Linked DNA regions of Homo sapiens: region 2 is linked to region 1. The links are chromatin contacts, found by Hi-C or POLR2A ChIA-PET in ENCODE. All regions are on one chromosome and are shown on one strand. Each heading gives the region's core, a stretch centred on a gene start or an enhancer-like site at or near the end of the contact. The rest is flanking DNA. Distances are from core to core; before and after follow the strand shown.

Region 1 (5,992 bases), core at 2,341-4,840:
GGGGGCTGACCCCCCCCACCACCCTCCCTGACGGGGCGGCTGGCCGGGCAGAGGGGTCCTCACTTCCCATTAGGGGCGGCCGGGCAGAGGCGCCCCTCACCTCCCGGCCGGGGCGGCCGGCTGGGCGGGGGGCTGACCCCGCCACCTCCCTCCCGGACAGGGCGGCTGGCCGACCCCCCCCCCCGCCTCCCTCCCGGACGGGGCGGCTGGCCGGGCAGAGGGGCTCCTCGCTTCCCAGTAGGGGCGGCCGGGCAGAGGCGCCCCTCACCTCCGGGACGGGGCGGCTGGCCAGGCGGGGGGCTGATCCCCCCACCTCCCTCCCGGACGGGGCGGCTGGCCGGGTGGGGGGCTGACCCCCCACCTCCCTCCCGGACTGGGCGGCTGGCCGGGCAGGGGGCTGACCCCCCCCCCCACCTCCCTCCCGGACGGGGCGGCTGGCCGGGCAGAGGGGTCCTCACTTCCCAGTAGGGGCAGCCGGGCAGAGGCGCCCCTCACCTCCCGGACGGGGCGGCTGGCCGGGCGGGGGGCTGACCCCCCACCTCCCTCCCGGACGGGGCGGCTGGCCGGGCAGAGGGGTCCTCACTTCCCGGTAGGGGCGGCCGGGCAGAGGCGCCCCTCACCTCCCAGACGGGGCGGCTGGCCGGGCGGGGGGCTGACCCCCCCCCCCACCTCCCTCCCGGACGGGGCGGCTGCCGGGCGGAGACGCTCCTCACTTCCCAGACGGGGTGGCTGCCGGACGGAGGGGCTCCTCACTTCTCAGACGGGGCGGTTGCCAGGCAGAGGGTTTCCTCACTTCTCAGACGGGGCGGCCGGGCAGAGACGCTCCTCACCTCCCAGACAGGGTTGCGGCCCAGCAGAGGCGCTCCTCACATCCCAGACAGGGCGGCGGGGCAGAGGCGCTCCCCACATCTCAGACAATGGGCGGCGGGGAAGAGGCGCTCCTCGCTTCCTAGATGGGATGGCGGCCGGGAAGAGGCGCTCCTCACTTCCTAGATGGGATGGTGGCCGGGCAGAGACGCTCCTCACTTTCCAGACTGGGCAGCCAGGCAGAGAGGCTCCTCATATCCCAGACGATGGGGGGCCAGGCAGAGACGCTCCTCACTTCCCAGACAGGGTGGCGGCTGGGCAGAGGCTGCAATCTCGGCACTTTGGGGGGCCAAGGCAGGCAGCTGGGAGGTGGAGGTTGTAGCGAGCCGAGATCACGCCACTGCACTCCAGCCTGGGCACCATTGAGCACTGAGTGAACGAGACTCCGTCTGCAATCCCGGCACCTCGGGAGGCCGAGGCTGGCGGATCACTCGCGGTTAGGAGCTGGAGACCAGCCCGGCCGACACAGCAAAACCCCGTCTCCACCAAAAAAAAAACGAAAACCAGTCAGGCGTGGCGGCGCGCGCCTGCAATCGCAGGCACTCGGCAGGCTGAGGCAGGAGAATCAGGCAGGGAGGTTGCAGTGAGCCGAGATGGCAGCAGTACCGTCCAGCTTTGGCTCGGCATCAGAGGGAGACCGTGGAAGGAGACCGTGGAGAGAGAGGGAGACGGAGAGGGAGAGAGGGAGGGGGAGGGGGAGGGGGAGGGGGAGGGGGAGGGGGAGGGAGAGGCTGTGTGTCCGGAGTTTTGCTCTTGTTGCCCAGGCTGGAGTGGAATGGCACAATCTTGGCTCACCACAACCTCCACCTCCCAGGTTCAAGCGATTCTCATGCCTCAGCCTCCTGAGTAGCTGGGATTACAAGCATGCACCACCACACCTGACTAACTTTTTTATTTTTAGTAAAGACGGGTTTCTCCATGTTGGTCAGGCTGGTCTCGAACTCCCGACCTCAGGTGATCCGCCCACCTCGGCCTCCCAAAGTGCTGGGATTACAGGTGTGAGCCACCGCACCTGGCCCTATCCTGCTCCTTTCTATCTCGGTGCTTTTGTTTCTCCTGTTCTGCCTGCCTTGGATGGTCCCCTTTTCAGCTCTCCATAGTCTAACTCACAGTCTCCTTCAAGCATTGGCCAAATGACACCTCTTTGAGAATGTCAGTCCCGCTTCTGAGCTGCAGTGCCTGTTTCTTTGCAGGCACTTGAAACAGTCTGCCGCTTAGCTTGGTTATTTCTGGTTCAGTCTTGCTTTCCCTTAGGGTGGGTATGCAGTGGTTAAAATCACAGATTCCCTAGACAAGGACAGCCTGGGTTTCTGTCTGTCTTCTGTGGTTTTCTAGCTTATGATTTCTGTGAGCTTCAGAGGGAGATGGGCATATTAGCTCTCCCCGGGTGGCAGTGAGGACTGTGAGTTTCTGTATGTGAGGCATTTGAAACAAGTGCTGTGTAGGGGAGGATCCATATCTGATTAATCTTTTTTTTTTTTTTTTTAAACGGAGTCTTGCTCTGTCACCCAAGCTGGAGTGCAGTGGCATGATCTTGGCTCACTGCAACCTCCACTTCCCAGATTCAAGCCATTCTCCTGTTTTAGCCTCCTGAGTAGCTGGGACTACAGGTGTGCACCACCATTCCCGGCTAATTTTTGTATTTTTAGTAGAGTCAGGGTTTCACCATGTTGGCCAGGCTAGTCTTGAACTCCTGACCTCAGGTGATCTGCCCACCCCAGCCTCCCAAAGTGCTGGGATTACAGGGGTGAGCCACCGTGCCCAGCCTCCATATCTGACTAATCGTCATTGCTTACTAGCTTCTAGTCAGGAATTTTTGTTGATTAAATGAAACCATGGAGTTTAGTTAGACCCTAATTTATTATGATTATTATTTTTTTAGAGATAAGGTCTCGATTTGCTGCCCAGGCTGGAGTGCAGCGGTGTGATCCTGCAGCCTTGAACTCCCAAGCTCGAGCAATCCTCCCATTTTAGCCTCCCGTGTAGCTGGGACTGTAGGTGTGTACCATCATGCTTAGCTAATTTTTAAATTTTTTAGTCATGGGGTCTCACTATATTGCCCAGGTTGTTCCTTGAACTCCTGGCCTTAAGTGATCCTCCCTCCTTTGCCTCCGCAAACACTGGAATTACCGGCACAAGTCCCTGCGTTTGGCCTACTATTGTTTTTCAGTGTTTGTCATTTGAGTGTAAGTAAAACCTTTTTTCCCCTTGACATTTTAGAGATGGAAGCACTTTATTTATTTATGAGTTGCTCACCCACACATAATAAACATATTATTTTAAAACCTGTGTACAGACTTTTTTGTGTTTTATGTATTTTTTAAAAACTGCAGTTTGTACATAAACTTGCCCTTTTTAAGCATATTGTTCAGACTTTTCAACAAATGAGTAGTTTTGTGACCGCCCCTTCTTTCTCCAGCCCCTGGCAACCCCTGATCATTTTTCTGTGTACAGTTTTACTTATTCCAGAATGTCTTGTAACTGGAACTAGACAGTATTATACATACTATTTTTTAATCATGCAGAGTATTCTCAGAATAGAGTTTGACTGTAGATAAAATGTCCACTTGAGCAAAATGCCTGGAAAAAAGCAGCCCCTTGATGAAAGCTGCTAAATGATTCAGCAGATCACAAGTTTGATAGGTTTCGCTTTCGTTGATTAACTCAGGAGCTGTAGCCATAACAGTGGCTGGCATGCGCCCCGTGCCTCTGCCCATAGCAGCACCTGGCACTGCTCCGGGAAAGGTGGCCTCCCTGGGCTCGTTCTGTCCTCACAGCAGCCCTCTGGAGGTTGCTGTTCCCTCCACATGCACAGTCTGAGGGTGAGGAGATGGAAATACATGTAAAATGAGGAATTACTTTTTTTTTTTTTTTTTGAGACAGAGTCTCGCACTCCCGCGCAGGCTGGAGTGCAGTGGCACGATCTTGGCTCACTGCAAGCTCCACCTCCCAGGTTCATGCCATTCTCCTGCCTCAGCCTCCTGAGTAGCTGGGACTACAGGCACCTGCCACCACGCCTAGCTAATTTTTTATAATTTCATTAGAGACGGGGTTTCACCGTGTTAGCCAGGATGGTCTCGATTTCCTGACCTTGTGATCTGCCCTCCTCGGCCTCCCAAAGTGCTGAGATTACAGGCGTGAGCCCGGCCTGGAATTCACTTTTTAGCCTTGAAGATGTCAGTTGGAGGGCTGATAGCTTAATGACTTTATGTCTTTGGCATCTCCTCCTCTCTGGTGGGCAGTGATTGGGTGGCTGCCTCCTCACTGTGGCTCTGAGCAGGACCTTTGTGATGCTGGCCACGTGACTTACAGGCACTGGCTGTGTGAGTGTATCCTTCACGTGGTCTCTACTCTGAAGCAAGTGGGTAGAGTGGCGTCCACTGAAAGTGTCAGTGTGGCTGTTACATATTCCTTTTGTTTCCTCCTCTTCAAGGTGTTTGTCTTTGGTGCGCTCACAGAATGGCTGCGTTTCTACAACAAATGGCTGTACTGCTGCCTGTGGATTGTGAACGGCCTGCTGCAGTCCACTGGTTGGCCCTGTGTGGTTGCTGTTATGGGCAACTGGTTTGGGAAAGCCGGGTATGCCACTTCCTTCCTCTCTAATTTCTCTGTTTAAGTGGTTTCCATGGTGGATTTTTCAGACTTGTCAAAGTCAGTTACTTTGCTGCCTTAGATACCACCCACATCTTTCGTTAGCAAGTCAGAGTTGTTCAGGGAGAGAGGGTTTCACGTCAGTGTGCGTTGGAAATGGTGTGGACCTTAGAAGTCATCCAGCCTAGGAGACACACTCCTACCACTCTTTGGGCTGTGGGCAGATTCTGAGTGTGGGCCAAGGCAGGAGGTCTCAATTTTTTATTTTACTCATCGTTTCTTTATAGAACATAAAAATCTCATTTACTATCCATCATGTATCTTCCTTTGGGTTTTGCCTTCCCTGCCCTTTTTTGAGAGTGATCTTATTTAACCTTTTTACATTAAAGATAAGGAAATTAAGGTCAAAGGTTATTCATGTTGACCTGCCCAAGGTCATGTAACAAGGGCTCTAATTAGACTCAGATGAAGAACGCCAGACTTTGGGGCTTGATCAAATGGGGTATTTTTTCCCTCTAAACCTTCAAGGAGCTTTTTTTTCTTTTTTGTTTTTGAGACAGAGTCTTGCTCTGTCACCAGGCTGGAGTGCAGTGGGGTGATCTCGGCTCACTGCAACCTTCGCCTCCGGGGTTCAAGTGATTCTCCTGCCTCAGCCTCCCAAGTAGCTGGGATTACAGGTGTGTACCACCATGTCCAGCTAATTTTTTTTTTTTTTTTGAGATGGAGTTTTGCTCTTGTTGCCCATTGCAATGGCGCGATCTCGGCTCACTGCAACCTCCGCCTCCCAGGTTCAAGCGATTCTCCTGCTGTAGCCTCCTGAGTAGCTGGGATTACAGGCATGTGCCCCCACACCTGGCTAGTTTTGCATTTTTAGTACAGATGGGGTTTCTCCATGTTGGTCAGGCTGGTCTCGATCTCCTGACCTCAGGTGATTTCGCCCGCCTCAGCCTTCCAAAGTGCTGGGATTACAGGCATGAGCCACCGCACCCAGCCATAATTTTATATATAAATGGAATCATACAGTATGTACTCTTTTTTTGAGTCATCTTTTTTTTTTTTTTTTCCTGTAGAGAAAGGGTCTGTGTTGCCCAGGCTGGTCTCAATTTCATGGCCTCAAGCTATTCTGCCTCGGCCTCCCGAAGTGCTGGGAATATAGGCATGAGCCACCACACCCAGCCTTTGTGTCTTCTTTCATTCAGCATAATTATAAATTTATTCATGTTTATTCATTCACCTGTGGATGAACATTTGGGTTGTTTTCAGTTTTGGGCGGTTACAAATAAAGCTCCTGGGAACATTTGTGTACAAATCCTTGTGTGGACATATGCTTTCATTTCTCTTGGGTAAATATCTAGGGGTAGAATGGCTGGATCATATGCTAGGTTTGTATTTCCCTTTTTTTTGTTTTTCCCCAGGACAGAGTTTCGCTCTTACTGCCCAGGCTGGAGTGCAATGGCGTGATCTCGGCTCACCTCAGCCTCCACCTCCTGGGTTCAAGCAATTCTCCTTCCTCAGCCTCCCGAGTAGCTGGGAT
Region 2 (5,896 bases), core at 1,216-3,715, 110 kb after region 1:
CTTACTGAGGAAGGACATCCATAAATTAGGAGAATGACCTGCAAAAAGCCCAGGGAGGCTGGGCGGGGGGATTCATGCCTGGAATCCGAGCCCTGCGAGGGGCCGAGGTGGGCGGATGGCTTGAGCCCAGGAGTTCAAGACCAGCCTGGGCAACATGATGAAACCTTATCTCTACAAAAATACAAAAATTAGCTGGGCGTGGTGGCATGCACCTATAGTCCCAGCTAGTTGGGAGGCTGAGATGGGAGGATTGCTTAAGCCTGGCAGATTGAGGCTGCAGTGAGCCGTGATTGCGCCACTGCACTCCAGCCTGGCTGACAGAGTGAGTCCCTGTCTTAACCCGACAAAAAGGGAGCCCAAAGAACATAAATTCCATGGTTTCTCCAGGCCCTTCCAGAGGCACCCATCGGGGTGCAGGACAGTGGGACAGATGGTTCTTTAGGCTTCCTAATGTCCCAGCTCTAATACCTCTCTACAGCCTCCATGTCCCTCTTCTTTGGATTTTATACTAAGTCCTTTTCAGACACATTATTAGGAACCAATAAATATCTGTTGAGTGATTTCACATGTTAGAGTGCACTTGTTTCCTAGGGCTGCCATTAACCAAGTGTCACAAGCTGGTTGGCTTAAAAACAGTGGAAAATTCTCTCTCACCATTCTGGAGGCTAGAAGTTGGAAATCAAAGTGTCAGGAGAGCTATGCTCCCCCTGAAGGCTCTAAGGGGGAGGGCCTTCCTTGCCCCTTCCTAGCCTCTGGTGGCCCAGGCATCCTTGTCTTACGGCAGCATCGCCCTACCCTCTGCCTTCCTCTTCACATGGTCATATGCCCTGTGTCTTTGCGTCTGTGATATCTCCTCATCATATAAGGACACCAATTGTTAGATTTAGGGCCCACCTAAATTTACATCCATAATGATTGCATCTCAAGATCCTTAACTAATTACATCTGTAAAGGCTCTTTTAAAAATAAGATCAGGCCAGGCACCGTCGCTCACACCTGTAATCCCAGCACTTTGGGAGGTTGAGGTGGGCAGATCATGAGGTCAAGAGATAGACCATCCTGGCCAACATGGTGAAACCCCGTCTCTACTAAAAATACAAAAATTAGCTGGGCGTGGTGGCACATACCTGTAGTCCCAGCTTCTTGGGAGGCTGAGGTTGCAGTGAGCTGAGATCATGCCACTGCACTCTAGCCTGGCGACAGAGTGAGTCTCTGTCTCAAATAAATAAATAAATAAATAAGATCATATTCTAAAGTTCCAAAGTTCTGGGTGGATGTGAGTGTATTTTTTGGGCAGGGGGTGAACACTATTCAACCTGCTACACAGAGCTTTTTCAGTTGCAAATGACAGGAAACCTCATCTAAGGAGCTTAAATAAATGATTATTGGCAATCCTAGCAAAATATATCTAGTATGTTACCCTGAACAATATCGGGCTTTGATGAGGTTACAAGTCCATCTCTAAACTAATCACTGCAGCCAGGCCAGAGGCTGTACCTGAGCTCTTGAACCAGGGGTAGATTCAGTTCCACTGAAAGCACACAGACTGAGGAGATTATTTGCAGATACCATTACCAGGAGAAGGGGGAGCAGGTGCTAGGTGGTAGAAAACGTAGCCACCTGCTAGCATGGTCTTCCTCCACAGTCAGTCAGCTCTTGGGCAGCAGTGACTCTTCTCATATCTGCATTCCAGGGCCTTGAAGAACAGCAGGACTTCAAATAAATATTTACTGAGTTGTTTTTGAATTTTTAACATGATTCAGTCTCCAAGGGCTTCATTCATGGTAAATCTGCAATCCGGCGTCTGATCCAGGGTGAGCCTTCCCCACGGAGGCACTGTCCTTTGTAAGGCCCTTCTAGGTAGACCAGCTGGCCATCTGTTATGTAACCATCCATTCTTCAAAACTTCCATAAAAGAGAAGCAAGAAAGAAGGGTTTGGATCATGTTAGGGTCAAAGAAGGGCAGGAGAGAAATACAAGTGGTAGATGAAACTGAGCATCAAAGAAATACATCCCCACCTTTCCCCTTTGTTCTAACACACACACAAATCTCATTATCTGCAGGGTTGGACTATTGTTACCCTCACATACCCTGGAGTCCTGGTGGAGAATACAGGATTCTGGGTTTAGGCATGTGTCATTCGGTGGTTTAGGCCTGAAATATTGTGCCTTAAACACCCACAGAGGGGCCTTATATCCCAAACACCAGAAGAGCCAATGCCCAGAGGGTGAAATCAGACAGCCCTTAAGCTAGATGAAGCTGGAATTGGTAACCACACTATGGAGTTTAATTTGCTGACCTAGATGTAGTCTGCAGCCCACAAAACCTCATACCACAGCAAAGCTTTTTCTTGTGCTGAGACAGCTGGCTGAGCATGATGTTGCAATGACTCAGTTCTCAGTAAAGGGTCTGAGGAAATTAGGGGCAGGGCTACAGCCCCAAGACCACAGCTCCAAGAGACCTTCCTGTTTATTCATGGGTGAGAGAAGGGGAACCTTCTGTTTGTGGGCACTGGTATTTCATCAGAAGAGACAAGGCTGGACTCTGGGTTTGAGCTGTGTGTACACAGTCAACACATGACAGTCAGACAATTATACTCAGAGTGAGAATTCATATCTAGCCACATAGGCCAAAAGCATCTCTAAAAGCTGTTCTTAGGCCAGGCGTGGTGGCTCACACCTGTAATCACAGCACTTTGGGAGGCCAAGGCAGGTGGATCACAAGGTCAGGAGTTCGAGACCAGCCTGGCCAACATGGTGAAACCCCGTCTCTACTAAAAATACAAAAATTAGCTGTGCATGATGGTGCACGCCTGATGTCCCAGCTACTCAGGAGGCTGAGGCAAGAGAATCGCTTGAACCCAGGAGGCAGAGGTTGCAGTGAGCCGAGATCACACCACTGCACTCCAGCCTGAGTGAAAGAGCCAGACTCCATCTCAAAAAATAAATACATAAATAAATAAAAGCTGTTCTTAAAACTATGTGAATCAAATCACATTTTTACTTGACTTCCATTTTAAAACTGGACATAGGTTTATATGAGGAGGCCTAGTTCAATAAAACGAGAGTTGAAAACTCTGTGGGCTCGGAGGACTTCCCATTAAACATAGCCGGTTGAACATGTGCATACTCCTGGGCCTCCTCCCAAAACCCCACTAAAATGTGAGGCAAGAGACTTTTTTTGAAAAGCATAAGTCCATAAGAGAGGTAAGAGCAAAGAGAAGGATCAAAAAGATTTTTAAGCTGGAAATTTGAGAGATAATGAACCTCACACACCAGAGTAAAGGGTCTCAAAATGGGGAAGCCAAGAAAACAAGCCAATCCATGCCTCTGAAACACCCCAAAGGCTTAGGAATTGGAGGTACCAGATACTTCTGAAAAGGCATGGCTGCGGCTGAAAACTAGAGCACTGATTAAAAGTTTTCTTCCAACCTGGGCAACATAGTAAGACCCCATCTCTACAAAAAACACAAAAATTAGCCAGGGGCTGGTGATGCACACCTGTGGTCCCAGCTACTCAGTAGGCTGAGGCAGGAGGATCACTTGAGCCCAGGAGGTTGAGGCTGCAGTGAGTCATGCTCGGTCCACTGCACTCCAGCCTAGGCAACAGGGCAAGAAAAAAATAAAAATAAAAAGTTTTCTTAAGCAATAGTTAAGGCTGGGCACGGTGGCCCACGCCTGTAATCCCAGCACTTTGGGAGGCCAAGGCGGGCAGATCACTTGAGGTCAGGAGTTTGAGACCAGCCTTGCCAACATGGTGAAACCCCCTCTCTACTAAAAATACAAAAATTAGCCAGGCATGGTGGTGCATGCCTGTATTCCCAGCTACTCAGGAGGCTGAGGCAGGAGAATCATTTGAACCTGGGAGGCAGAGGTTGCAGTAAGCTAAGACGGTGCCACTGCACTCCAGCCTGGGCCACAGAGCGAGACTCCATCTCAAAAAAAAATGAGAGTTAATCCCTGCAGTTCTTCCCTTAGCCTATGCAACAAGCTACTACTTTCTCTCAGCCTTCATCAGAGACGGACCACTTATTGTATGGGGAGTTTGAGTTAGAGGAACTTTGGACTTAGGAACAACTGAAGGTGGAAGATGAGTATCAAAGAAGGGGGATGAAATGAAAGTCAATGTACCAACCCGTGCTGTCCTCATATTTGACTCCTAGACACTGGCAGACACATTTATAACTATGGGGAGGGAGTTCAGAGAACTCCCATAGGAAACTGACCACCAAAAGAAGAGACATGGAAATGTATCATAGGGGATTCCCCCAAGAATGACTGGCCCCTGTCTGATCACCCCATTCTAAAATCACTCCATCATACATGCAAATCTTTCTTTGTTTTGCTTTGTTTTGTTCTGTTTTGTTTTGAGATGGAGTCTTCCTCTGTCACCCAGGCTGGAGTGCAGTGGTACAATCTTGGCTCACTGCAACCTCCGCCTCCCGGGTTCAAGGGATTTTCCTCCCTCAGCCTCCCGAGTAGCTGGAATTACAAGTATGTGCCACCACGCCCAGCTAATTTTTATATTTTTAGTAGAGACAGGATTTTGCCAGTCGGCCCTGCTGGTCTCGAACTCCTGACCTTAGGTGATCCACCAGCCTCAGCCTCCCAAAATGCTGGGATTACAGGCGTGAGCCACCGCACCCAGCCAATATTGTTTCTTAAAACTGAATATTCAGTGAATAAAAGCATTCATGGAAGGTTGAGCTGTGATAGTAGAAACTAAAAATTCAAGACGTCAGGTGTGGTGGCTCATGCCTGTAATCCCAACACTTTGGAAGGCTGAGGCAGGAGGATCTCTTGAGCCTAGGAATTCGAGACCAGCTTGGGCAACATAGCGAGACCCTGTCACTACAAAAAATAAAAAATTTGTCAGGCATGGTGGCACATGCCTGTTGTCCCACCTACTTGGGAGGCCAAGGTAGGAGGATCGCTTTAGCCTAGAAGTTTAAGGCTGCAGTGAGCTATGATCAAACCACCGCACTCCAGCTTGGGTGACAGAGTGAGACCCTGTCTCAAAAGAAAAGAAGAAAAAAGAAAAGTCAGAAGGTAAAGTTGAAAAAAAAATCACAGAAAGTAGGAAAAAAGGGTCAGAAAATAGGAGAAAGACAGTTAGAAAATCAGAGACCTTCTACATCAATTTAGGAAGTCTGACATTTGAGTAATTGGAGTTCCATAAAGAGAGAATACAGAAAATGGAAAGGAGGAAATAATGTTTTAAAAAATAACAGTAATTCAAGAAAAAAAATTCTAAAATGGAAGACCATATGTTTCTAGATTGAAAGGGCCTACCCGAGTATCCAAGGCAATGAATGGAAAAAAAATCCCCTACCAAGGCACAACATTGTGAAATTTCAGAACAACTATGAATAAGATCTAAAAAGCTTCCAGGATAAAAAAAAAAATAGCAGGTTATGTACTACAGATCAGAAATGGCAATAGCTTTGCTCTTCTCAAGCACAACGCTAGAAGCTGGAATATGATGAATTCAAAGCTAACATGCAAGTGTGAATGAAGAATAGAGACACTTTCAGAAATGTAAGCTTTCAAAATTTTAACCTCCCAAGCAGCCTTTCTTCTTTTATTTTATTTTTTATTTGAGATGGAGTCTCGCTCTGTCTCCCAGGCTGGAGTGCAGTGGTGCAATCTCTGCTCACTGCAACCTCCACCTCCCGGGTTCAAGCAATTCTTGTGCTTCAGCCTCCCAAGTAGCTGGGATAACAGGTGTGCACCACCACACCCAGCTAAGTTTTGTATTTTTAGTACAGACAGTGTTTTGACATGTTGGACAGGCTGGTCTTGAACTCTTGGCCTCAAGTGATCCACCCACCTCAGCCTCCCAAAGTGCTGGGATTACAGGTGGGAGCCACCACACCCAGCCCAAGCAGCCTTTCTT

Evidence for each region. A loop is a pair of places that touch in the nucleus more often than their neighbours do. ChIA-PET counts read pairs that join two places held with the same protein, here RNA polymerase II (POLR2A). Pooled maps may share reads with other maps.
Region 2: a pooled map shows a loop between it and region 1 (10-fold over the local background). The contact joins two enhancer-like sites. A Hi-C loop is called at or near these places in 4 of 50 pooled maps. POLR2A ChIA-PET finds 5 or more read pairs at or near these places in 7 of 52 experiments (GM12878, K562, T-cell and 3 more).

Annotation. Positions count from the first base shown.
Region 1 is chr7:140,357,094-140,363,085 of GRCh38, reverse strand. SLC37A3 (solute carrier family 37 member 3) reads left to right here. Exons shown (of 15, transcript NM_207113.3): 6 at 4,301-4,446. Among named protein-coding and RNA genes, the nearest start is that of SLC37A3, 38 kb to the left of the region's middle. RefSeq lists an enhancer at 3,435-3,484. Within about 2 kb of position 3,590, at least 7 of the 41 ENCODE cell types and tissues checked have a DNase peak (open chromatin) inside an H3K27ac peak, as active enhancers do.
Region 2 is chr7:140,249,565-140,255,460 of GRCh38, reverse strand. It overlaps LOC107986854 (a long non-coding RNA gene), which reads right to left. Exons shown (of 2, transcript XR_001745386.2): 2 at 1,252-1,905. Among named protein-coding and RNA genes, the nearest start is that of KDM7A-DT, 75 kb to the right of the region's middle. RefSeq lists enhancers at 2,528-2,597, 2,628-2,677. Within about 2 kb of position 2,465, at least 5 of the 41 ENCODE cell types and tissues checked have a DNase peak (open chromatin) inside an H3K27ac peak, as active enhancers do.